2 separate regions of the Homo sapiens genome follow, and region 1 is linked to region 2. Evidence: chromatin loops called from intact Hi-C (ENCODE). Cell type or tissue: HepG2. All regions are shown on one strand. Each heading gives the region's core, and the rest is flanking DNA. Links, peaks and the distances in the headings are about the cores only. Region 1 holds the start of LINC01679 (long intergenic non-protein coding RNA 1679). Region 2 has its middle 38 kb from the start of LINC00322.

Region 1 (10,333 bases), core at 180-5,179, 70 kb after region 2:
TCCGCCTCACTTCTGCCTTAGCGGCATTGATACCACGCGCATTCACCTCTCCGTGCCTCGGTTTTCTCACCCATAAAGTGGGGGCTCGCTCTGCCTGCCCAGTTGCTGTCAGATTGGGCCAGGCCTGTACAAGCCCACATGGGGACCCCTGGGTGACTGCGCTCTCCCACCTCCCCTCCCACCCTTCCCGCTGCGGGACTCCACACACCAGGCCCACCGTCACCCCCTGCTCTCAGTCTCCAGGCACAGCCAGGTGTGGGCGGTGCATGGCGGGCCCAGCGGTCAACCGCGGCAAAGGTGGTTCCCAGGTCCCTGTGTAGCGGGGGTCCCGTAGCCCCATTGACTGCAGGTCTTGGCTGGGCCAAGGCCATAGAGCAGCATGGCCAGCACTCCTGTTCCATCCTCTGCATCTCTGCTTCAATTGCAAACAACAGCCACAGTTCACATCTGGATCTGTGTGGTGCCCTTCAGTTTAAAACCCCTGCCCAGAGGCCATCTCCTTTGAAACTTCCCAGGCAGGTGTCAAAACGATCCTCCCTCCACATGTCACAGAAATGCAGCAGCAAGAAGCCCGAGGCCTCCAGGAGGAGCTGCGGGCTGGCCCCACCCACAAGCAGCTGCGGGCTCACAGTCACGGTCCTCTGAGGACAGGCTTGTGCTTCCCACTCCCCGGTGAGCGGGCACCACGGATGTCAGTGCCGTGACTGGCCTTTGTGCTTTGGATAAACTCCATGTGGAATGGAAGGAAAGATGGGAGCATTCTAGAACCTGAGCATTTTGTAGCAAGAGCACTGTTCTCACCGCTGATTTCCAATGTCCAGGGCAGAAAGATGAAGAGATATCGTTTTCCCTTAAATGGGAGTGAAGGACAGAGGCAGCGTGGTGGCCGGTGATGGACAGACCCGTGTCTGCTGGCAGGACACCCCGGCCGCCTCCGTCTCATGGATAGAGCAAGCAGTTTTCTCTATGACGTGGCTTCTTTAGGAGGCAGCTCGGCTGCCCAGATCCCTCCTTATTTTTTAGTTCTCAAGCCCTGTAGGGTGTTTTCGGTCGCAGTTGTTTGGGCTGTGGTCCTGACCCTCCTGAGTTCCAGTGGCTCTGTTCAGGAGAGCTGCCTGGGGCCGGGACTTCTGAAACACACACTGAGCCACAGGCCGGCCCGGCGGCTTGGGTTCACCGCCGCCTCTTTGTGTGTGATGTCCTGGGATAGGCCCGTGCACGTTCAGATGACACTGTACATATAAATAACTTGTAGCCGAGAACAGGATGGGGCGGGGAGGAGGGGAGGGCAGAACGTACCACAGCAGCAGAAGTCACTGTGGATGCCTTCGTAAGTTGCATGGAAGGTTTTTAAACCTAGCCCTGCCGAGCAGCCCTCTCCTGGTCCGGGAGAACGATGGGGAGAGAGCTGGCGTTCAGCTTTCATCACTGGAGCCGTTCCTTCTTCCGGCCCCCCGAGGGCCTGTCCATGATCACACTTTGTCTTGTTTCGGGGGTGGCCCCTGTGACCCCTTAGAGGTGCAAATCCAAGGCAGTAGAAGCCGCCTGCCAGGCCAGTGCCCGCCACTGCTTAATTCAGGCGGAATCACGGCTCAGAGGGTTCCCTCCACTTTCCAAGGGAAACATGTCCACGGGGTATCTCTTCCTGCGTATTTTCTCACGACCCTTCCTTACATCCAAGGCCACGTCTCTCGACACGTTGTCCCCCCTCTGCCGTCACACATGGCGTAATCCGCGCCCCCCCTACCCCCCACATCAGCTGCTCAGCGAGCCGCACTCACAGTCACAGGCCCCGCCGGCGGCAACCCCACCTCCTCCCGCCCAGGCAGGAAACGCTCAGCAGCACCATCTGCTTGGCTCCTCAGCCAGCCGCGCTCCGGGAGCCCTGGGGGCGAGGCGGCCGTGGCGTCCTCCACGTCTGTGTCTCCCCGCACGTCAGCCGCCCCACGCTGTCTCTGGAAGCTTCCGGAGTACCCAGGCCTTCTGCACTCCACGCACTGCATGTGCGCCTGAGCCGCTGTCTCGATTTTACAAAACGGAATCTAGCAGTCCATGCACTCAGGGAGGCGGCTGGCAGGATTTTCTGGCAAACTAAGGGTGTTCTTTCCTGGCCAAAGGAAAAGTCTTTTGGAAAATGAATAATCTCTTCCTAATTTGCTTGACTAGGAAGATGGGTTTTTGCACAGTGGGTTTGTTGAAGGGAGGCAGCTCTTGAAATTTTGTTCATAATCCGACATGACAAGGGTGACCGTATAATCTACCGACCCATCTGAGCCCCTTGAGAAGAAAGGAGAAGGTTGTTAATACACGCACTGGGACCACAGGCATCACTGGGCCTGTCCTGGGCAAACTGATTTATGATGGCCGCCGTTGACCTTCGCTGTGGTCAGCCTAAGTGACCTCAGCGTGCACCTGCCATGATTTCCTGGAATCACTCTCTGGGTTCCAGGCTTCTAGGCCTGTGGTTTTGGGGCTGGTTTCTCTGAATTCTCAGATCCTGGTCAGAAGTTTGTGGGCAGATTGGTGTCTGATGAATGAGGGCCGCTCATTCAAGAAACCAGCGTAGCAAATGGGAGGTGGTGCAGGGTCTCTCTGCGAAGCGCTCAAGCCCACTTCCCTGCCCCCACGTGTCCTGATTTTACTTTGAAATTTCCAGTGGATGCAATAGTGCCGACCATGTGCACATGGGGTCAGGATCTCAGGCCCGCCAGCTGGACTACAGCAAGTACCCATGGTCTCAGGGAAAAGGTCCCCTGCTGCAGGCTGTGGGGGACCTCGGCTCTCACAGTGGCTATGCCTGAGAAAGCCCCTCCAGACTCGCCAACCTGGCCCGCGCGTCCTGTCCGGAGGGCAGGGTGGGGCTGGTGCTGGTTACAGATGATCCTCAAGGGCACAGCACGCAAGCCACCAGGCGCCCCTCCTGCAGCTGGGTCAGAGAGAGGCACTGGGAGCCTGGCTCCCTCCAGGTCAGTCTCCACCAGGGCCACCCCGGTGACCTGCAGGAGAGGAAGGCAGACGAGGAGTGGCCCTGCCCCTTAGGGCGCATCGTGCAGGTGGCACAAGGGGGTCATCTGCATCCTGGTCAAGGGGGAGCCCACCTGCCTCCTCCAGGTCGGGAACACTCCCTGGAGGCCATGGTGTGGAGCGTCCACCCGGGCTTCGTCCTCCAGCTCAGCTGCTGGGCCCTGGGAAGGGACAGGCCCAGCACCCGTTCAGCCGGGCTGAGCCGCAGGCAGAGCGCCTTGCCTGGGAGAGACAAACCCACCGCTGAGGACACACCCTCAAGGTTCACCCTTCCCCACTTCTGTGTTGCCCTTAGCTCTAAGGTGCTAATTCCATCTCTAGTTTCAACAGGCTGATTGCTCTTAAGGGAAAATGGGGTTGCACAATCCGGCTGTGGTGGCCGGGGCTCTTGGTCTCCCCCCAGTAAGAGGATGGACTTTCCAGCCCTGCTGATGGTCAGCGGGGACCACGTGGAGGCTTTGGCAGATGAAATGGGGCACATGACATAGCCCTGCCCCAGTGGAAGCCTCAGAGCCATGGCTGGGCTCCACCAGGCTTGCTCCAGCGGCCATGAGGACCATGCCCCACAGGCAGGGGCTGCACCTCCACCCTGGTTCCAGAAGGAAGAGGCACAGCCGACATGCCGCTCGAGCAGGAAACCCTGGGGAAGGTGGGACATGAGATCCTGTGTCTGATACTACAGTGTAACCGGCTAGAAACTGACTCAAAGGGGCATTTTTACAGCAGAAAGAGGCGAAGCACACGTGCATCTGCCATCCTGTGATTGTCAGGCCCCGTTTAGGAGTGGACAGCTCCATGGTTGTGTTTGAGCCCCACACCGGCCCTGGGGGGTTATACTGCCCTGGAGGACAGCTGACCTCAGTTCTCCAAGCTTCCATTCCCCCTTGTATGGGCACAGCACCCCAACCTTCTTTTGGCAGCTCCCACGCCCCCCAGTGCTGGTGGGCTCTAGGGCTCTGGTCCCTGATGCTCAGAGGCACAGAGACAGCATTCCTCAGGGGCCCTGATCCTCTGGCCCGGTTCAGACTGTGGTGGGGCCTCGGGACCTTTCCAGAACCTTGGAAGTGGGTAGCACCCTTTGCTGGGACAGACATGCCTGGAGCTCCGGGCATTGGGCCACTGCTGGGATAAGCCCACGACAGAATGAAGCCGGGCAGGCAGAAAGAGCTGCGGGCTCCCTGGCCACTCCTGTTTCCGTAAAGGGCCTGGTGTCTCATTTCCTACTTACCTTGGACTTTAAGGGCCTCCTGCAGCCTTTGTCACACACTCTTCTTATTTTTTTGTCCATTACAACCTTTTACGGCGGCACAAGCCATTGTTCTCAGGGCCAACGCGTGAGTCCTGTGGTGAGTTTCCTATTAGTGTGGCTCGAGAAGGTACCCCGTGCTGACGAAGCCTGGAGAGGCAGGGCCACACTGCAGAGCCTCAGGCCAAGGGTGGCGGTGCTGGGGTCTCATGAGCCCAGGGTTCACTGCCCACCAGGCGGCATTAGCCTGCGGCTTTGGCGCCCAGAAGTCCCGACAGGCAGCAAAGTCTCCTGCTCCTGGCTGCTGGCCAGGAGAGCCCAGCTGGGCCTCACCTGATCGAGAGGAAACGCCTGTGTCCTCTAATCAGCATCTCACTGACAGAGTCACCCCTGGTACAGCAAGTGGGCTTTCAAGGACATCAGGTGGCTGCATTCAGGCTGGTAACAACACCGCCCTCAGCTCTCACAGTCTGAGGAAGCCCCCTGAAAAGTCACTGGAGTGGGGCTGCAGGAACCCCACAAAGGCCTTTCCTGCTCCTGAATAATTCCCAAGCACCTAGGACTTCCCGGGCCTGGCTTCTCCGCCAGTCCAACCTCCGGACCTGAAGACCAAGCAGTGCCCAAGTGTGAGGTCCCTGGAGAAGGAGGAGGAAGAGTGGAAGGAGGTGGAGGGTAATGCATCCAGAGGAAGACGCTGAGGGTCAGGCTGGCCCTGGGTCTGACCTGTCCTTGGGGTGAGCAGGCTACTGCACTGTGGGAGTGGGGGGGCCCCTAGGCAATTGGCCAAGAGGTAACTGATGCAGAGAGAGGAATGCTGAGGCCACGGCCATTCTGGGCCTTCATGGCCATAGCTCGTGAGCACCCATGGGTGCCAGCACTGAGGCCAGCTGGGCTCCAGCATTGGGAAGCTCAAGGAAGACCAGTCACGTTTCCCCTGAGTAAGATGCTGCCCTGGGGCTTGTGGGGCCACAGACAGACACCAACCCTGGCGCTCTTAGGGTCAGGAGGGGTGGCCCAGGGTAGCACAGCGTGGAGAGACCACGCGGAGGTGATGTCCTCACAGACCCCGCCCCACTCCCCCAGGGGCCATCCCACAGAGCCTTGCCTTTGTTTTTTGTTTTTTCTATTCCTGGCTTTTTTCATTTGCTTTCAGATCAACTGCTTCATTAAAAAACATCCGCCTAAACTGTGGAGACAGAGGAAGGATCAGTGCTTGCCAAGGGCTGGGGGAGGAGGAACAGGCAGAGCGCAGAGGGTTTCAGGGCAGTGCCGCTCTGCGTGACGCCATCACGGAGGGTCCAGGTCATCACACGTCTCTCCAAACCCCTAGAATGCCCAACACTCACTCTGAAGCCTTCTGTCAATGTGGGATCATCTGTCGTAAAGTCTGCACCGCTGTGGTGGGGGCGTGGATAGTGGGGGAGGCTGTGCGTGTGTGGGGGCAGGGAGTGTATGGGAAATCTCTGTACCTTCCGCTCAATTTGGCTGCGAACCTAAACTGCTCTAAAAAAAGTCTATTTTTAAAAAGCATATGCCCGAAAAGTCCTTGAAAATGCATCTTTCCCTAAATATTCAAATTTATGTTCATTAATAAAATAGCACATATTTATTCTAATTTTTAAATCTTCACAAATATCAGTGATTGCATGATTTGTTCTCAAAAACACTTTTCCAAACTACATCTAGAAGCCACATTTCTGTGGTCGGCTCGCCAGTGGTGGGCACGCGTCAGGTCGGATGGGTAGGGCCTGGGGTGACCCTGGCTTTCTGCCCTCTGAGCACGACATGGAGGCTGGACTTGTGCCTCTGCAGCCCCTCGAAGCACTGCCACCATCCTGCCGAGGGCCCAAAGCCTTGTCTCCACCTGCGCGCCTTGAGTGTCCTCGCTGGGAAATGGGCACAGCAGGGCAGCGAAGGTGCTGGTGCTGACGTTCCATGACTGTGAGAGCCGGGAGGCACCCCATGCGGAGACCAGGCACAGATCCCCAGATCACTGAAGGGACGATCCCCCAACAGGCAGAACCAGGGTACGGCCCGGGGTTCTGACTCCTGGGGATTCAGGGCCCTGGGCCTGGTGCCAGCTGGGCACGTTTCTCAGCCCATCAGAGGACACAAAGGGCAAATGGAGCAGGTTGAATTGTGTCCCCAAAATGATCTGTCGAAGCCTGCACCCCACAACCATGAATGCAACCTTCTCTGGAAGTGGAGTCACTGCAGGTGTATTAAGATGTCAGTTAGGATGAGGTCACCCTGGAGAGAGGTGGGCCCTGATTCGGTGCGACTGGTGCCTGGTAAGCGGAGGAAAGACGCAGAGATGCGCAGAGGGAAGCTGCGTGAAGGCCCAGGAAGGAAGGCCTGAGAAGCTGGAGGCAGAGGCTAGAGCGATGCCTCTGCAAGCCAGAGATGCCAAGGGCTGCTGGCAACAGAGAAGCCAGAAGAGGCAAGGAACAGATTCCTCCCTGCAGGGAGCACGGCTCGACACGCCGCACCTTGATCGCAGGCGTCTGGCCTCCAGCCGGAGCCGGGACACGTTTCTGCTGTTGTAAATGACCCCATTTGTGGCCGTCTGTTGCAGCAGCTGTGGGGAACTGGCACCGATCTCAGGGCCGGAAGCACAGCTGGGCACGGCTCTCCCCAGCTCTCTCGGTCACTGTCCCCTGTCACAAACCCCGTGCAAAACAGCCTGAGGGGGTTCCTTGCTGCCCTCCAGGGCTGTGTCTGAGTGCTGAGCCAGCCCCTGGAGGCCAGGGCCTCAGAGCACAGGGGAGCCACAGGAAGGGGTGTCTCCACCCGGAATTGGAGCAGGAGGGCCAAGGCCTTCCAGGCTGAGGAAGGGAACAGGATCAGGGCCTCCTCCTCTCAAGGTGGCCCCTGCCAGCGGCCCCTGGAGCTGCAAGGCTACAGGGACCTGGCCCCAGGTGGGGCTCCTGTCACCCCCCTGCACGGAACTCACTCTCACCCCCAGCCTTTCCTACCCCTCACACCACCACCCTGCATCCCACCCCAAACTGGGTAACCCCCCAGCAATCCCCCAGGGACACAGAGAGGAGTACCTGGGGGATGACTGGGAGGAGTGCTGGGGAGAGGAGTGCTGGAGGATGACTGGGGGAGGAACAGGGAGAGGAGTGTCTAGGGGATGACTGGGAGGAGAGCCGAGGAGAGGAGTGCATGGGGGATGACTGGGGGGAGGTTGGCCAGGAGCACCTCAGTGGCCGCTCAGAAGTGCTCAGCTTCACTGGTGCTTGAGCACTTCCAGTGTGCCCAGAATGAGGAGCACATTTACGAAGGCAGCAATAGAGATGGTGGCAGCCTTCATCAGAGAGATGGGGTCCTGCCCAGGCCTCATAAGGAGGTGCGTGCTGGCAGTGACAACGGGGACAAGAGGGGCAGAGATGAGACACTGGGATGCAAGGATTGCATTTGAGCCCGATGAAGAAGGAACTGTTGAGAGTATCCCACAGTTACAGACCCAGAGTGGGGGCATCCCCATGGCTCAGGGAACCCCAGCTTCAGAGACACACACAGCGTGCAAGCCACATGAGCAGGCCGGGATACCCCTCCACCACGTGAGCCCAGCAGTCACCAGGGCATTTTGGAAACAGCGTGGTCTTGGTCCCGAGCTGCAGATACACAAGATGTTCCCAGGGGAAAACTGAGTGAAAGGTACATGGAATCTCTAGATTTTTTTTTTTGCAACCTCCTGTGAATATGTAATTGTTTTAAAATAAAAAGTTAATCAGACCAGTATGGTCAGTGGTGTGACCATGTGTGTGTATGCATGTGTATGTGTGTGCGTGCATGTGTGTGTGTCCGTGAGTGCATGTGTGTGATGTGTCTGTGCATGCGTGTGTGCATGTGTGTGCATGCATGTGTGTGATGTGTCTACATGTGTGAGAATGTGTGTGCATGTGTGTGATATGTGTGCACGTGCGCATGTGTGTGCATTGTGTGATGTCTGCATGTGTGTGCATGTGTGTGATGTGTCTGCATGTGTGTGATGTGTCTGTGCATGCATGTGTGCATGTGTGTGATGTGTCTGCCTGTGTGTGCATGCATGTGTGTGCGTGTGTGCATGTGTGTGTGCATGTGTGTGGGCTGATGGCAGAATTTCAGGAGCATGGCTAATCTGACCCATTTCAATCAAGTCCATAAAAAAAAAAATGATTCTGGAAAGACACCTCTATGGCAAACCACGAAAAGACTTGGTGACAGAACCACTCAGCCATGACACCAGGCTCATCCCAAGGACAGTGGTGACCCGTTTCCATTTGTGCCACTTGATGTGGATGGAGGCAGCACAGCGAGACAAGGGCTAGACACACACGCATGTGAGGGACGGGATGAGTCATCGGCACACGTCCCTGTTACCGTCACTGTCAGCCCAGAGCTGGAGCCCTGTGAGGCAAGATGAGGGGCAGATGAGAGCTGAGAGCAGAAGGAAAGAACCGGACGCCCTGGCAGAAAACACAGACCTGGGCGGGAGGGCAGGGGGAGCGCAGGGGAGAGGCAGGGGCTGCAGGGTCGAGGCGTGGAGGAGGCTGTCAGGAAAGGCTGCTGTACTTTCTTGAATGCAGCCCCGCTGGCCAAGACACAGGAAAAGACAGGGTTTTATTTTAAAATGCTCTGTGTCAGCTGGAATGGGGGTCTTGGATGAAACCTGCGGGGACTGGACCTCACAGGGCAGCCAGCAGTCGGTGTCACAGCAGCTCCACAACTGTTGGGATACCAGGTTTTCTTGGTGGGCAAAGTTTACTTTTCGCTCCATCTCTCAGAGCACGAGCCCCTCTGACAGGGCAGACACCGATGATCTCAGCACAGCCTTGGCACTGCTTGGCACAGCTGCGTGGGGATCGTGCGTGAAACTGCGACTTGACTTTTTCCAAAGCCCCAGGATTCCCCTTGCGTGGGAGCCTGGTGCTGTGCCGGTGGTCACCAGCCTCACTGCCCGCCCACTCCCCACCCTGTGGCCTCTCAGTGTCCCCTCCAGCACACAGGACCCGGCTCAGTTGCTCAGAGAGAGATTTTTCCAGCAAGGCGTTTGCAGGCGGCCTGGCCGTGCTTCTGACCCACCGGCAGGTTTCTGAAGAGCCGCTGCAGGCTCTTTCTTGCAGGACATGAAGCCATAATTAGTTTTTCCTTCCTTGCCAAATTGGGAGCCTGCGGGTCTGGTAGCACTGAGGAAAATACAGCTCAGTGTATGGCTGAAGAGTGAGCCCAGGGCACACGTGTGTGCACGTGCGTGAGAAAGAGAGAGGAGACTGAGAGGCAGGGAGCCTCTTCTCTGTGGATCTCACCTGTCTGTCCACGCCGCACGCCCCCCGGCAGCACCACTTTCAACACCACTTTTCAGAGCTAAAAGAGTCATCTGTTTTGCTTCAGCAAAAGAAACGTCAGCCTAGAAGCTTTAAGCATATTCCCACAATGGGCTTTAATTATCAGAGAAGGTTGGCAATACGTTTGCATTTTAATTAAGATTAATGAATCATGCATGATTCATCAGGCCGTTCCCCTCCGTTGGCGGAGCAGTGATGAGAAGGCCACCATGTCGCTGAGGGGCCATCTGCAGGGACGGTGTGTCAGATCCGAGAACCCCACTCAGTGGTCCCTCCCCTGGGGCCCCAGCGGCAATCTGTCCTCATACACGCTGCAGCCACGCCTCAGCCATGTGACCTGGGGGTTTCTGCTTCTCCAGAAAGGGCGTACTGGGTGCAACTACACACACACTTACCCTGTAGGTGCCAATAAACGCAACGTTAAACAACAAGTCTATGGGTAAGTAAGTTTGAGAAATGCCAGTTTACATGAAGGTGAGCAGAGTTGTGTGTGTTTCCCTGCAGGACTCCTCAGGCCTTTAATACGCACATGTGCGCTGTGAACCCCCAGATTCATTTGCACACAGAAGCTATCCTTCCAGAAATCACCTTTGGGATTAGTACAGTATTCCCTGTAAACCAAAAATAGAATTCTAAGCCCCCCAACTGCCTGAATGGCTCCCCTACTCTTGGCCAAGGGGATCCCAAAGGAACCTGATAAACGAGTTCAGGCCAGGATGGGAAGAGGTAG
Region 2 (15,943 bases), core at 4,410-9,409:
TCTCAGCCTCCAGCCCCCAGCACTCTGGGAGAATGCATTTTTGTTGTCTGAGCCACCCACCCAGTGTGTGGTTCTTTGTTATGGCAGCTGGAACGAACTAATCCAATATGCCTAGTCACCCAGGTATTGCCCTAGGGACAGAAAATTCACCAACACCCTCTCTATGCACTCTATGAAGAGACCGGACTTTTAAAATGTTTTAAATGCCTTATTCACAACATCTCATGATATTTTTGTTTTCCTCTTTTAATTGCTCTAATCTAATTAATGAGTTTCCCCTAAGCAAAGAGTTCTCACTTTATTGTTACTTTTTGTCTTTTCACTACACGTATGCAACATTTGATCTTATTTGCTATTTGTTTTTAAGAACTTTTCTTTTTTTAAAAAAGTTTATTTATTTAATTTTTATTGAGATGAAGTCTCGCTATGTTACCCAGGCTGGTCTTGAATGCCTGAGCTTAAGTGATCCTCCTGCCTCAGTCTCCCAAAGTGCTGGGATTACAGGTGTGAGCCACCGTACCCAGCCTAAAAACTTTCTTTTCATTTGGAAATAATTTTAGAAACACAGAGAGTTACAACGATAGTCCAGAGAGCTCCTGTAGATTCTATCCCTGCTTTCGCCTAATGTTCACTCTTGATTATTTTTTAGTTTCAAATGTAATCCATGTTGCTTGGAGAAAGCATGGAAAATATTGGAAATGAAGTGGATTTTTAAAAAAAAATCAGTTTAATATTAGCACTAAGACATAAATCCAGTTACCTTTAGGAATCTTTCTTTGCAGCATTTTTTTCTTTTACTTTTCCTTTGAAATAATTATCAGATTACAGGAAGTGGCAAGGAGAGCAGACAGGGCTCTCATGGGCCCTTCACCCAGTTTCCCTGCAACAGCTGCCGCTGATGTCACCATAGCGCTAACTGACACCAGGAAATGGGTATTGTACGATGTGTGCACAGTTCTCCACCATTCGATCGCACGTGTAGATTCATGAAGCCACCGCCCAGTCCAGGGTGTCCCATCACCCAGCTATCTCTCTCGGGCTCCCCCTTGCTGGTCTCCTCCCCCGAACCATCCTCAACCCCTAGCAACCACTCCTTTGTTCTCCAGTGCCACACTTGGTCATTTCGAGACAGTGGTATATACAGAATCAGGCAGAACGTGACCTTTTGGGACTGGCCTTTTTGCTTAGTGCAATGCCCGTGACATCGGGCAGGTGGGTGTGTGCAGTAGCTCACCTCTTCCTACCGCTGTATTCCAGACACCACGGTGTGTTTAGCCGGTCACCTGGTGAAGGACATCTGGGTTGGCTGTGTCCGGTTTGGGGCTGTTATAAATAAAGATGCATGAACACTCGTGTGCCCTTTTCGGTGTGATCAGAAGTTTTTATTTCCTAGGGATAAATGCCCAAGAGTACAATTGCTGGGTCATGGTAATAGACTTAGTTTTTAAAGAAACTGCCAAAGCCTGGCCTACCATCCTTCCCTTCCCAGTGCACCCACAGGAGGTGTCATTTTACATTCCCAGAAGCAGGATATGAGTCTGTTCTGTAATGCACAGATACTACTGATATTATTTTGCTTGCGATCAAATTGTACCTGCTGTTTTATAATGGGCTTGTGTCCCTTGATATGATCTTATGAGCATTTCTCACACGTATTTTCCTACAGCTCCTTTAAAATTGCTGAATAAGGCAGCACGTGGGTAAACAGCCCCAGGGCCCAGTCCCACAGGGCTTACTTAAGCGCGTGTCCACTCCATGGCCGCACCCGTGCATCTGCTGCGGAACCTGGCGGGCACAATGCTAGGGGTGGGGCTGGAGTCACCGAGACTTGGTCCTGCTCCATGGGACTTAGAGCTGGTCCACAGATGAACACGTTGATCACAGACCAGGAGTGCTGTGGGCGAGACTACACAGAGTCCCGAGTATAAGCCGTGTTAGGTCAGGGAGAGTGCCCACCCATGTGATGTCTGGGCTGAGGTCTGGAGAAAATGCAAGCGTTCAATAGGCTGGGGCAGGGGAGGGCTGGCTGTGCGCGCTCTATCTTCGTCAAATCTATTTTATCTAATCATTTGCAAAAGCAAATAACACGAGCTCTCTGTCCCGGGACAGGCACACAGCTGTTGACTTTGTTCACTGTTTTGTGCCCCTCACAAGCATGAACTGGGCATGACTCAGGCATTTGCAGAAAGAATGTCAAATGTCACCCAGAATATCACTGTATACAAGAGGTCTTTGCACACAGCTCCAATATTTTGCTTAGAGGTCAATCTCTGGAAGTTAAATGGCTTGTTGCTGAATGCTGCATACATTTCCAAGGTCTAGATACTGTTCTAAACCTTAGTGACTGCTCATTTACACTCTGGACCCTAGACTTCGGCGAGCACCCTCTCTAGATGGCCACACCATGAGTGTCTCACCAGGGCTCAGGGGCTGCCTATCCCCTTCCCTCCTGAGCTGGGCCCCCAAATCCTAAGGCTGGGTGTATATGGCCAAGTGCAGATGGAGGCAGGCTCTGTTTTCAGGAGCAGGACCTGATCCAAGTTTATTACCAAATTAAATACTCCTCCCCCCTCCTCATCGTAGACCAAGGCACAGGATTTGTTTGGAGCTTGGGGTGGGGAGGGAGGTGAAATGATGGGAGGGTTTCCACATGGGGTGGAGAGGGCAGGGTGCTCCACTCTGCAGCTTACAGATAGAGGCAAAAATCAATAGGGCTTGACTTTGGTGTCCCCCTTCTGGACCTGCAGGTGGATTCCCACCAACTGATCAGCCTTGCCAGGGCTTTCTGGGAGCCTGTCTGGTGGGAAGGAGCTCCCACAGCAGTGGTGATGGAGAAGGTCCCAGCTCTACAGATCCTAGGCCCATGAGATGGATAGAGATGGTACAGAGAGAGGGAAAGGCCCAGAAGCCTCTGAAGGACAGCAGGGCACAGTCTGCCATCTCACCTGGCAGGGGCCCAGGTACCTGAGCACCGAGAGGCAGGTTTGCACTCGGCACCTGTCTCTAAGACTCTCCCAACACACTTACCTTTGTCTTTGCACACTGGCCCTGGGCAGTGTGGCAAGGTGGTTCTGCATGAACACAGGCTTATAGTATCGTGGTCATCAAAGATGGCCCTACCAATTCTCCCTCCCCAGCACAACTGCATACTGCCCCTCACACCGAGAGACAGAGTGTAAATCCCTGATCCTGGATTCCCCATTAATGGCTTTGACTAAAACAATGCAGCAGAAGTGACATCCTGAGATTTCCACACCCAGATCTTAAGAAAACTAGGCTTCCACTTCCTGCAGATGGGAACCTGGCTGCCATACTGTGAGGGAGTCCAAGCAGCCACATGGAGAGGCCCAGTCAGTGGAGGACCAGGCCTCCCACCAGCAGCCCAGCTGAGCTGCTGTAGGAGTGAGGCCATTTGGGACCTTCCAACCATCCCTGCACCCAGTGGCACTGTGGAAGCAGGAGAACCCCCAAGTCAATCTGTTCTGGAGTCGTTTGTTATTGAGCAATGAATAACTGTATCAGAAATTGATGTGGCAGTGTTCTTTTAAGAATAACTTAATTTAGGATTTCAGATTTTGCTCATTTATAAGGAGCATTCACCCAGTTTCCAGAAATGATTCAACTAGAGCCTGGAGACGTGGGTCACCTTCCTCTTGGTGAAGCCAGTGACACTTCTCAGATTGAGTCTGGGCCATTTTCAAAGCAATAGCATCTGGCAAAGGCCCAGTGGCCAGGGCGTCTCCTCCCTGGAGACCCGCCTGATTTCAGTAGCTCCTTCCTGACGCTGTTTTGGGGCCGGTGTGAGAGGCCCCCATGGCTGCCTTGGGAGGGTCCCCACAAGCTCAGGCGGGTTGAGGGGGGCGGCTTCCTGGCAATGAACTTGAACCTTCAGATCAGGGAGGGTCTCCCTTTTCCTCTGGAGCAGGCCCCACTGGAAACCTTACTGCAGTTGGGACTTCCCTGCTGGCCCTTGGCCCTGGAGAGGGGGTGTCCTCCCTGGTGGGTCCCATTGTGTTTGCAGTTTCCAGGCAGTTTCTGGCACACTGGCCTTGGACCCCCAGGCTGGGAGCCATGGCGTGCACACAAAACGACCTTCATCTCCTGCTTCTGCTTGGCAAGCTACCCGGGAGGTTTTATTTTCCACTGAAGTTGCTTCCCGATTATGGGCATCCCTGTCCATTCAAGACCCTTTTCAAAGCCTTGCTAATTGCCCCCCAGAGCCCCACCCGCATCCCAGCAGCAAGCCCAGGCCAGCTGTTCTTTTGATCTCGAAAGGCAAAAGAGGAAGCGGAGAAAGGCTGTTTGCAGGCCAACTGTGCGCACAGGTGTGAGGGAGCTGTCCAGCTTCCACTCCGTCATTTCCCCATGAGATTGGTCTTTCTGGCTTAATCCTCCTCCTGGGCCCTCCCCTGTGCCCCCCTCTCAGAGCTGGATGGTGGCCGCCCTGACAGTCCTCATCACACCCGGGGCTCTCAGATGGGAGCAGGAAGGGCTGGCGCCCCAGCCACCTCGGCCCCTCTTCCAGAGGGTACCACAAGAACCCAGATGGCCACGGCTGTCCCTGTCCAGGCAGCAGTCCGCGTACACAACGCACTCCCCTGAGTGTGATCCCCTCAAACTCCCACGACGCCCACCCGAGGTGAATGCTGCTGTTACTCCCGCTTTCCAGAGAAAACAAACTCAGGGAAGGCACAAAATACATTGCGACTCACAGCCGGCCGCTGGCAGGAGCCAAGGTGCTGCTGGGGCCACGGTGCCCACGGCCCGTGCCCGGGTGCTGACACTGTCCCCACCGCCTTCCTCCCGGCGGCCATGACCCCAATCCACAGCGGTCACCGGCAGGGGCAGTGGTGGACCAGGGCCTGGCTCAGCCTCACTGTGCCAGGGCCCCTCGCCGTACAGAAGGAACTGGGACATCCTCATAGGGTCGGCCGGAGTGTCACAGTGGACACAAGGCCCCAGGCAGTGTCCCCCTGGAAAGCACCTCCAAGGGCTGCTGTGACCCCCACACCACGTCCTGGAGGAGGGGCAGATCCCCCCACAGGAGGGACATGGTCTCTCTTCCTAATCCCCGGCATCAACTCTGATTCTTTTTACCGAGAGAGACCCGTTCCCACCCTCCTGGGGTTGGCCTCACTCAGAGAAGAGGGCAGAAGGAAAGTGAGTGTGTGGGACCCTGGAGGCCATGGTGAACATGCCCGTGAGTCCCCTCAGGCCAGGGTCCTCAGCCAGGGTCCTCGGGTTCTCGTTTGGACTTGTTTATGAGCCCCCAAGGCACACTTATTAGGAGTGAGAGCTTGGGCCCCCGGCACTCTCAGCCAGGCACCTGCCGTGAACTGGGCATCGCCAGGAGCCACCAGACAGGTTCCCAGGCTGTCAGGAAGGGCCTTGATCAGAGGTGCAGGGGCCGGGCACTTCATGCCTGCCCTCCTCCCTGCAGCCCAAGCTCTAGTCCCAGGTCAGAGGATTTCTTCCAGTGACCCTCCGGGGGCACAGGAGAGGTTGGGCAGGCTGGAGCTGGGTGAATGGTGCACAGAACCCTTTTGGGGAACAGCGGCCCCCAGGAAGGCCGGGCCCAGGCAGCGGTGGCTGGCAGATGGCCACTTCTAGCATTTGGATGTGAGGTGTTGGTAAATGAGCCCCTGGGAGACATTTTTTGGAAAAAAAAAAACCACACCTCCATATGTCAAGTTGCACAAGTTTTAGGTTGACCTCCCTCCGGGAAGGGGGTCTGCCCGAAGGTTCCTCAGACTTTGAGCACATTACCTTCCCCCCAGAGGCCAAAGTCCCTGCCAGGCAATGGGAGGGCTGTCACCACAGAGTCCTCTTAGGGAGGGCCAGGGCCACTGATGGGACCCTCCACTCACAGAGTGTCCACACCCACCCACCCACAAGGGCCCGCCAGGCGGGAGACTCGTCAAAGCTCCAGGCACACTAGGCTGCCCAGCCCATGGTGTCCCCATCACCTGCCGCCTCTGGCTGGGGTAGAGCCTTTTAGCTATGGCCAGACCTGCTCTGCAGATTCCAACAAGGCCTCATGTCCCAGCAACGGTGGCGTCCCTGCCAAAGGGGACGGGAGCTGAGCAAGGGTCTTCACTCCCTCGTGCCACCCCTCCGGCCTCTAGGAAAGTGCTGATAGCAAGGCCGAGGACAGCAAAGCCGAGACAGCAAGGCCGAGACAGCAAGGCCGAGACAGCAAGGCCGAGGACAGCGCTCCGGGAATGAAAGCGAAGCTCCAGTGGTTGCTCCAAGACGTGGGTCTGGTGGGAGCAGAGTGGGCTGTTTTTGGAGCTTCTCCCCTGCGATGTGAAGGCAGGAGCAAGGGCAGCTGTCCTGCTCAGCTGAGGCATGGGATGGCCACAGCATCCCTGCAGAGCCCACCAGGATGCACTCAGAACTGACTTGTCCTGCACACACCTACACCCCCTCACACACCCACATCCCCACACCTCTTGCCAAGGAAAAGCCAGGGGACGTCTCCCAGGTTCCGTTCTTGGAGTGGGTGGACTTCCCAACGTAGCAGGTCCTTGGGTGGAAGACAGGGCCTGTGACTTAGAGCAGAGGTGCAAGTCACAGTGGAGCTGGCCGCTCCCCTAATACAAAGAGGTAGAGGATGTGGGATAACACGTGTTTACTGCAGCTTCTCCCTCCTCCATTTCCTTCCTTTCCTCCCTCCTCCATTCCCTCCCTGTTCTCCCTCCTCCATTCCCTCCCTGTCCTCCCTCCTCCATTCCCTCCCTGTCCCCCCTCCTCCATTCCCTCCCTGTCCTCCCTCCTCCATTCTCTCCCTGTTCCCTGTCCCCCATTTCCTTCCTTTCCTCCCTCCTCCATTCCCTCCCTGTCCCCCCTCCTCCATTCCCTCCCTGTCCTATTTCTTAATAGACTTTGTTTTTTATCGCAATCATAGGTTCGCAGTGACACTGAGTGGAAGGCACAGAGGGTTCTCATACACCCCGACCCTCCATGCTCGGCCTCCCCCATTAACCTCTGCGGCCACGGTGGGCTGTGCTGTGGTGACGCACACGCCCTTACCACCCCGAGTCCGTAGTTTACACTGGGGTTCATTCTTGGTGTTGGACATTCTGTGGATTTCGACAAATGTACGACACGCACCCACCATTGTAGTGTCGCACAGACTTCACGGCCCTGGAACCCCCGCGCTGCACCTGCTCATTTCTTCCTCTCTCTTTTTACCATGGTTTACACAGATTCCAGATCCAGGGGCACGAACTGGAGTTATCATCCATGGTCACAGCACACTCTCACACTGGTCCATGCTCAGCTGTCGTTTTATTATTTTATTTTATTTTATTTATCCTTTTTTCCAAGACGGAGTCTTGCCCATTGCCTAGGAATGCAATGGGTGATCTCAGCTCACTACAGACTCTGCCTCCTGGGTTCAAGTGATTCTCCTGCCTCAGCCTCCCAAGTAGCTGGGATTACAGGTGTGTGGCACCATGCCTGGCTAATATTTTTGTATTTTCAGTAGAGACGGGGTTTCACCATGTTGGCCAGGCTGGTCTTGAACTCCTGACTTCGTGATCAGCCTGCCTTGGCCTCCCAAAGTGCTGAGATTACAGGTGTGAGCAACCGCACCTGGCCTATATTATTATTGTGATTATATCATGAACACTGGGCACCAATGACCAACCCAAAAGCTGAAATGTAGTCACTTCTGTTTGGGTCTGACCTTTCCCATCCCAGCCCCTCCTCCTCCATCAGAGGTAACCACAACTCCATCCCTGGTGCTGGAGTTTGATTTTCAGTCTTATGGTACAGGGGTGTTTGTGTGTGTGTGTGTGTGTGTGTGTGTATACTTAAATAGTTTGGCTTATTTATGAAAATCATAAAAAGGATGTCGCTCTTCAGCAGCTTTCTGAGATTGGCTTTTCCTGCTCAGTGTGATGCTGGTAAGATTTGTTCGTATTCTGTCTGCGCTGTAGTTCATTCAGTGTCGTGGTTGTAGAATTTTCCACTGTGTGATCCTATCATGAGTGATCCGTCCTTCTCTCCTCTCACTGTCGACGTGTGGGCTGCTCCGGGGCTTCCTCCTGCCAACTGAGCTCCTGGCACGCCTGCAGGGTCTCTCCTGGGTGGAGAGCTAAGAATAAAAGCTGGATCTTGGAAATGCAAAATCCTGACTTGACAAGGTGATGCCTGGCAGTTTCTGCAAAATGCTTGCATCGACTTCATCGACTTACACTTTGCCAGCTGTGTGCAAGGGTGCTGTTGATCCCCATCCTTGGAACATTTAGAATTATCAAAAAACTTTAAATTGTTGTCAATCAAATTCACGCAAAATCGTATGTTGTCCTGAGTTGTGTCCCTCAATTAACAGTGAGAATGGGCCCCTCTTATCACTCACTGGCCATGTGTTTTTCCTCTTCTGGGAAATGCCCGTTCATGACCTTTGTCCATTTTTCTATTGGGTCATTTGCTTTTTCTTATTGACTTGTAGGAGATATTTGTACATTCTCCACAGTGGTCTTTTCTTAATTTTTTTGTGTGGTGAATCTTGTCTTCTGGGTTGTAGCTTGTCTCTGTATCTTCTTTAAGGCGTAGTTTGATGAATAAAAGTCCTAATTTGAATGAAGTCAACTGTAACAATCTTTCCTTTCATATTGTTGATATTTCGTGTGTCTTGTATAAGAAATCCCTTCCTACTGTGAGGTCACATAGATACCCACCTATATTTTCTCCTATAAGTTTTAAATCTTTGCTTTTGACATTTCGATTCTTAATCTGTTTGGAGATACTTTCCGTATACGGTGTGGACACAGAATCTAATTTTTTTTTAATGTGGTTTTTCAGTCCTATTTATCAAACGACTTTCCCCAGGGACCCACACACCACTTCCCTATGTACAAGCCCATCTGTGGGTGGGTGTATTTCTGGGCTCTGTATTCTGCTTCATTAATCAATTTGTTTATCCTGGGCCAATACCACACATCACACTGTATTATAGCTGTATGATTAGCCTTTTCAACTGATGGGGCAACTCCACCTCCTTCTTTTTCTTCTTCAAATGTGTTCAGCTGTTCCTTTTGAAAATTGGGTCGTAACTTACTCGTAGTACAGTGCACAAGCCTCAAGGGTACATTTCAATTACTTTCTTTACAAATGTGCTCACTTACACCGATTACACGTGCTGCATAAACAACCTCTCCAAAACCGAGCAGCATGACGTAGCCTTTCTGTTGTGCTCAGGACTCTGTGGACCTGGAGGCCAGCCAGGCAGGCAAGGACAGCTCGCCTCTGCACAGTGATTTCTGCGAAGAGTTGAAGGCTGGGCGTGACCTGAAGCCTGGGGGTGCATGAAGTTGGAGCATCTTTTCTCACATGTCTGTTGGCTGCTGCTGGCTGGGATCTCTGGGGAGCTGTGGCTGGAACTCCTACACATGGCCTCTCCTTGTGTTGCTTCCTCATGGATTGGATTGGGCTTCCTCACAACATGGCGGCTGGATTCCTTGATGGAGTGTCCCAAGAGAGCTAGGAGGAGGCACATGACATATTTGTGATCCAGACTTGGAAGTCACACAGAGTTACTTCCATGATACTCTTGGTCGAGGAGATCACAAAGGTCTCTTCAGGTTCAAGGGGAAGGGATATAGACCTTGACTCTCAATAGGAGGCTTCTCAAGGTCACATTGGAAAGAGCTTGTGGGATGGGAGACATCTATGCAGTCATCTTTGGAAAACACAGCCTGCCATTTCTGTATAACAGGTGCCCAGATCAAGATGTAAACTATTTCCAGGGACCCAGTGGGCCCTTGGGGGCCCCCTCCAGTCCATACCAGCCCCTCAAGGTAGTTACTACCCTGATGTCTGTTGGCATAGACTAGTTCTGCCTAATCTTGAATATAGGCAGAATAGACAAATGGAGTCACGTGGTGTGTTGTGTACTCTTTCTTGAGTGGTTTCTTGCATGTCATAGTGTGCCTATTGTCGAGTGCAGCAGCATCTTGTTCTTGTTCACTGCTGTGGACTGTTGTACGGTGTGAACAGATCACGGATTGCGCACTCAATCTTGACAGGCCACTGGCCATTTCCAGTGTTTGATTATTATGAGGAATGATGCCACAAGCATTCTCGTATGACTTTTTTGGTGTGTAACCACACACTGCTGTTGGGTGCACACCCAGGCGTGGAGCTGCTGGGTCACTGGATGCCCAGCAGACACTAGCAAGGGATGTTTTGAAGTGGTGGGACCATTTTCACACTCACCGATAGTGTAAGGGGGCCTTTCCTCTGCAGCTGTTGGTGGGTAGTGTGATCTCACGGTGGCTTGAGTTGGCATGTCCCCAATGACTGATGTTGTCAAGTGCTTCTCACCTGTTTCTTGGCCTTTGCATAAACTTTTTGGGGAGGTGTTTTTGCAAGCCTTTCACTCGTTTATTTAAAATTGGGTGGTCAGTTTTCTTCTTATTGGTCTGTGGGAATTTGTCCATCTGGATGCAAGTCTTTTGTTGGATATTACCTGGAATCAGCCAAACTCAAGTTCAGGGACACAGTTCTCCAAAGACTTTCCTCATTTCAGATGCCAGTTGCAAATTTGGGGGTTCCCAGGGTCACCTTCACTTCTTACCAGTGGGCTGCAGATGTGGAGTCCCCATGGACTCCCTCCTGTTCGATAATTCACTGGAACAACTTACAGAGCTTAGGAGAGCCCTGTGCCTGTGAGGACAGCAGACACTCATTGTAGTAGAAGGATACAAGTCAGGGTAGCCAAAGGCAGCGGTGCAGAGGATGAGGTCTGGGGAGCTGAGCAACCAGCTTCTGCTGTCCCCAGGGCACGCTACCCTCCCGACACATGGATATGGGACAATATTCTTTGAGTGTTGTCATTTGGGGATTTCACTAAGGTTTTGGTGTCCAGTTTTTTATCGGGGTTTTATTGCATAGGCGTCCCCATAGCTAAACTCAGGCTCCGGACCCCTACGCACACCAGAGACCAGGCTGATGTCAACTGGTGCAAAGTCCCAACCCTCTAATCACGTTCTGGGTCCTCCTCGGGAGGCCAGCCCCCACCCAGAATCACCTCATCGGCATAAACTACCTAGGGGCCCTCCATGAGTCACCTCATTAGAAGAAATTATCAAAGGTGGCCGGAAGGGCCCCTGGTCCCTCTCAGCCTCCCTGTTGCCCCCAGGAGCTCCAGCGGCCTCTCCCCAAACCCTGCCCTGTGGTCAGAGATCACCGTCAGTCATGTCGTCAGCCCCAGCTAGTGGGGGCACCCACCCTGGTCTCCAGGGGTCACACCAGTGGCTGCGCTTCCTGAGCCAACCACGTGTGTCATTGACCTGCATGTTACGAGGTTGGGAGGGGTTGGGGGAACAGGCTGATGTGTGGAACCAGCCGGACTCATGTCAAAAGCCCTTTCCCCTCCCCACGCCTGGCACCTGCATCACTGTCTCCTCCAGGCATGCCAGGGAGGGGCCGTCCCCATTGCCCACATGCAGATATCGTGCAAGGCAGGCATCCCTCTCCACCCTGGCCATCCCTCGACAGCCATGGGCATTGGCAAGGCAGCCGCTGTGGCTTTACTCTGCCGGGGCCCTGGGCAGCCTTGTGCAGTTCGACGCCGGCCCTCCTTCTACCGCCTGGGGGTTTGGGCTCCCAGACCTCCTCTGCTGTAAACACCAGACCTCAGATCATGACTTGTGGAAGCAGAGGGCCCAGATGCCTCATGAAGGCCTGGGAGGGGGCTGGCACCCTGGACTGGGCTCGGGGCCTGAGCAGGGCATGGGCAGGCTCTGCATTCGGCCCTGCCTCCCTTTTCCCAGGCGACTGACCACTCCTGAGGACCATGGGGCTGTATCCTGGCTGAGGGGACTGCAGGCTCCAGGGCCAGGATGCAGGAGCCTGGTGCCACCTCCACACCAATGCCCTTGCACGCCGACCCTGGCATTGCCCGCTGCCGGTGGTCAGGTGTGGAGGAGGCACGGGAGGGGCCGAGTACGGCCAGGCTCCTCCCTGGGTGCTGTGGCTGCCCCACACTGGGGGCCTGACCCTGTCGGGGAAAGATTCCTGTCTGGCATTGGCTGTGCTGAGACATCAGAGGCCAGAGCTGGAGATTTTGGCAGTGGGGAATCTTAAGGAAACAGGCACTTCTCTTTGGAAAAAGCACAAGGATTGCCCACTGCCAGAGACAGAGTGGCAGTTTTTGGTCAATCACCAACACTGGTAGATGAGCTGTGGATACGAGGGGCTGTGCCCAGAGAGGTCTGAGGCCACGGCCCAGGGGGCCAGGCCGGGCTTCAGGAGGCTCTGTCTCTGGGTAGAAGCACGCATGGACACACACACACACAGTGATACACACATTCACACCGACACACATGATCACATACCCACACACATCATTCACCCACACCCATGCACACATACCCTCGCACACCGCCTCCTACACCCACATGTGCACCCTCGCACACCGTGCCATACACGCAGGTGCACACCCTCGCACACCGCCCCCGTACACGCAGGCGCACACCCTCGCACACCGCCCCATACACACACGTGTGCACCCTTGCACATCATCCCATACACGCACACGCGCACCCTCGCACACCGCCTCATGCACACGTGCACCCTCCCACACCGCCTCATGCATACGTGCACCCTCACACACCGCCCTATACACGCACGCACGCACCCTCCCACACCGCCTCATGCACACGCACACCCTCCCACACTGCCTCATACATGCATGCGTGCAGCCTCGCAGTGTCTCATACACACAAGTGCACTCTCCCACACCGCCTCATACACACAAGTGCACCCTCGCACACCGCCCCATACATGCACATGCACACTCTCACACACCGCCTCATAAGCACATGTGTGCACCCTCGCACACCGCCTCATACATGCACGCGTGCACCCTCCGACACCGCCTCATACACGCACGCGTGCATTTACAGACACACTTGTGCGTTCTCACAGCGTGGCACGCAGTCACGCTGACACACCCCCATGGGCCGATCACACACACTTCACTGACAGTTGTGCACACACACTCTCACGCGGCAGTACTGTGCACTCCCACACCCCCAGGCAAGGGGCCTTCCAAACCCGCTCCAGCCCCTAGGGACGAGGCCAGCAGCCCCAGGGAAGCAAACTCAGGGGCTCTTTGCCTTTCTCTTCCCCGAGCCCCTCTGCTCTTCTCTCCAGCCTCAGAACCAGGCACAGGGGCAGATGCGGTGCTCCCAGCTGGAGGGCAGCCAGGCAGTGTGGACGCGGAGCCTGTCTTATCACCAGCTTCAGCTGAGGCCTGCTGCTTGTCCAGTGTCCTCAGAGCCCGGCAGGGAGAGAGCGGGAAGGTCTCACGTCCCACAGCTGGGCTTGGGAGGCAGAATCCCTCTGTGTCCTGAGCTTTAGGTTCCCCCGAGATGACACGGAGCTTGGGCTGCCCAGGGCTGGATGCTGTTCCTCCCGCTCAGGGCCCCAGCCTTTCCCCAGGAGCTCGACTACGCCACTGTGATGGCAGCTGGGGGCACTGGACGGCTGAGCAGCTCCAATTAGCTGAGTCCTCCCTACGGTCAGCCCCCAAGGAAGCTCGCTGGCCCGGCCACCTCAGGAGCTGCACTTGTCACCTGCAGATGGAGGCTCAGGGAAGAAGTTGCCCCTGGGCCTGCAGTGCCCGTGCACACCGGCATGACCTCTTTCCTCACACTTGACTCTCGGGGCCTGAGGTCGCACCACCGAGGGTCTGTTTGTTATGATTTCAAAAGTTCTCTCCAACAATTCCACCTCGCTGGGGGGAGCTGTTATTTAAACTCTTGAGATGTATTTACTTTTGGCCCAAGGTCAGGTGATGATGGTTTTCCACGGAAGCGAGCGCCAGGCCCATCTGTTTAGACAAGTGTGTATGGCGGGTGGGGCCGTGGGGCTGGTCCGGGACGTTCAGTCCAAACCGCCAGGGAGCGGACGGCCCAGGAAAATATCCGTAAACCCCGAGAGATGCTTATTGTTCTCTCACATAAAAAAATTTGGAGGCAGGGATGCCCAGCCTGGTGTGCCATTTAGTGACATTGGGGGCGGGCTTCTGGTACTTTGCTGTGCTCCCAACCTAGATCATGACTAAGATGTCACCCTAAGGCCTGAAATGGCTCTGGGACTCCAGCCACTGGAAACGACACTGGCTGCTCCGACACCCCCAGCCCCCCTCCATCTCCCCGCTTCCTCCTACGCTAGCTCTCACGCTGTTATTATTTATTTATTTATTTATTTTTGAGATGGAGTCTCACTCTGTTGTCCAGGAGTGCAGTGGCACAATCTTGGTTCACTGCAACCTCCGCCTCCCAGGTTCAAGTGATTCTCCTGCCTCAACCTCCCGAGCAGCTGGGATTACAGGTGGGCGCCACCACGCTCGGCTATTTTTTTGTGTTTTTAGTAGAGATGGGATTTCACCATGTTGGCCAGGCTGGTCTCAAACTCCTGGCCTCATGCAATCCTCCTGCCTCAGTAGTAGTAGTTGGGATTACAGGTGTGAGCTGCCATGCCCAGCTGCAGGTGCGGAAGCTGGGGGCCTCAGAGACTGTGGACTCCTGGCCGGTGAGGAGCGGCATGGGCCGGGAGAGCTGACTCTTCAGCGGGACTGAGGTGGCTGGAGCGTGACCCTTTCCTGAGGGCAAACAGGGAGGGCCTTGGAGCCCGGCGCTCAGGACAGGCCCCTGCTGGCCCGGCAGCCTGAGCTTCCACACTTTTCCAGGGCGTCTCGAGTTCGCCCACAGAGCTGTTGTTTCAGGATAAAAAATGCCCTTGTATTCCACGTTCCAGTTCAGAGGCCCGTCTGTTCCCAAGAGCGGAGGCGTCAGCCGCATGAGTCCCACCGGAAGCCGGGTTGCCGGGTCCCCGTCCCTGCCCTGCAGACGACGCATTCCGGAGCCCCCTTGGGAAGCTGCCTGGCTCTCCCAGGCCTGGCTGCCTTCGCACGAGGGCTCCGAGGCATGCTCATCCTACGTGACTGCCCGAGTGTGCACACGCCTGGCCGTGTGTGGGCGTGTGCCTGGGGCCCGAGCTCAGGAGCAAGGCCTGCGTGGACCTGTTGTCTGAAACAAGCCAGTAGACAGCTGCGTCAATGCAGGCAAGCTGAACAGGGCTGCTTTTTCAGCCTGACAACCCCAGGGGCTGAACAGGAGCTGGGGGAGGAGCAAGGGGCCGTTCCCCTGCCCCACAGCACAGCACACGACCCCGCCTTGGAACCTGGGGCCCGGGGTGAATCGAGGGTCCTGGAGCAAGAGGGGCTGCTCCACAGGAGAGCCTGTCCCGCCACCCCTCAGCCACCAGATTCGGGGCTGCTGGACTTGTTCTCAAACCTGCACAGTGAGTGACAGCTGCTGAGACGGAGGTCTCAGGCAGTGCAGGTGAATCAGCATGGACCATGGCGAGCCCGCCTTCATCCTTCTCCTGGGAGGACTCGTTCCTTAGAAGCGAACGGGGGCCTCCTCACCAGGGAAATAAAAACCAAGCAAGGGGAAAGCACGGAATGTGTGGAGCTTCCTGGGAGCCTTCTTCTGAGGCTGAAAGTGGCTCCCTGCCTGAGTTGGTCCATGCGGGAATCACAGGGAGATGGTGGCTGGGCCTGTCAGGACCTTTCAGCCCACCTGGTGGACGGGGGTCCATGAGGGTGGTGGGGGTGCAGGCGGGGTACACCTGGTGATGCAGACACAGGCCCCTTCAGTCAGCTGTTGTCACGCTAGTGCTGTGTAACACACACTCCTGATGGAAACACTGAAATAACCGCCTATGGTTCCTGCTCACCAGCTACAGCTGCTGCACGTGCCCTGCTCAGCTCCCAGCTCAGCTCCGGGCTGCAGGTGGGCTGCAGCTCCGATCCTCGTCCTCATCTCCGTTGGCCCATGGGCTGGCGAGGACACACGGCCACAGTGACACAGAGCACCAGGGGCCGACCTGGCTGCACCCACACACCCCAGCACTGCTTGTA

The links. Hi-C counts contacts between places; a loop is a spot of excess contacts. Peaks named below come from ENCODE experiments on the same cell type or tissue, not always from the same donor. Only the 100,000 strongest peaks of a DNase experiment are listed, where the experiment ranks them.
Region 1: a loop joins it to region 2, with 14 times the contacts of the local background. A loop is called at or near these places in 8 of 110 quality-filtered maps.

Annotation. Positions count from the first base shown.
Region 1 is chr21:43,360,684-43,371,016 of GRCh38, forward strand. It overlaps LINC01679 (long intergenic non-protein coding RNA 1679), which reads right to left and starts at 1,666. Exons shown (of 2, transcript NR_131902.1): 1 at 209-1,666. RefSeq lists enhancers at 1-142, 926-1,075, 2,922-3,461, 4,015-5,214, 5,458-6,136 and 4 more and a silencer at 1,756-1,905. In HepG2, for the core only: a CTCF peak has its summit at 4,509 (motif pointing right); a DNase peak (open chromatin) is centred at 4,568; H3K27me3 peaks cover 2,776 bases.
Region 2 is chr21:43,286,319-43,302,261 of GRCh38, forward strand. No RefSeq gene overlaps it. Among named protein-coding and RNA genes, the nearest start is that of LINC00322, 38 kb to the right of the region's middle. RefSeq lists a silencer at 4,151-4,445. In HepG2, for the core only: no CTCF peak of the experiment used is centred there; no DNase peak of the experiment used is centred there.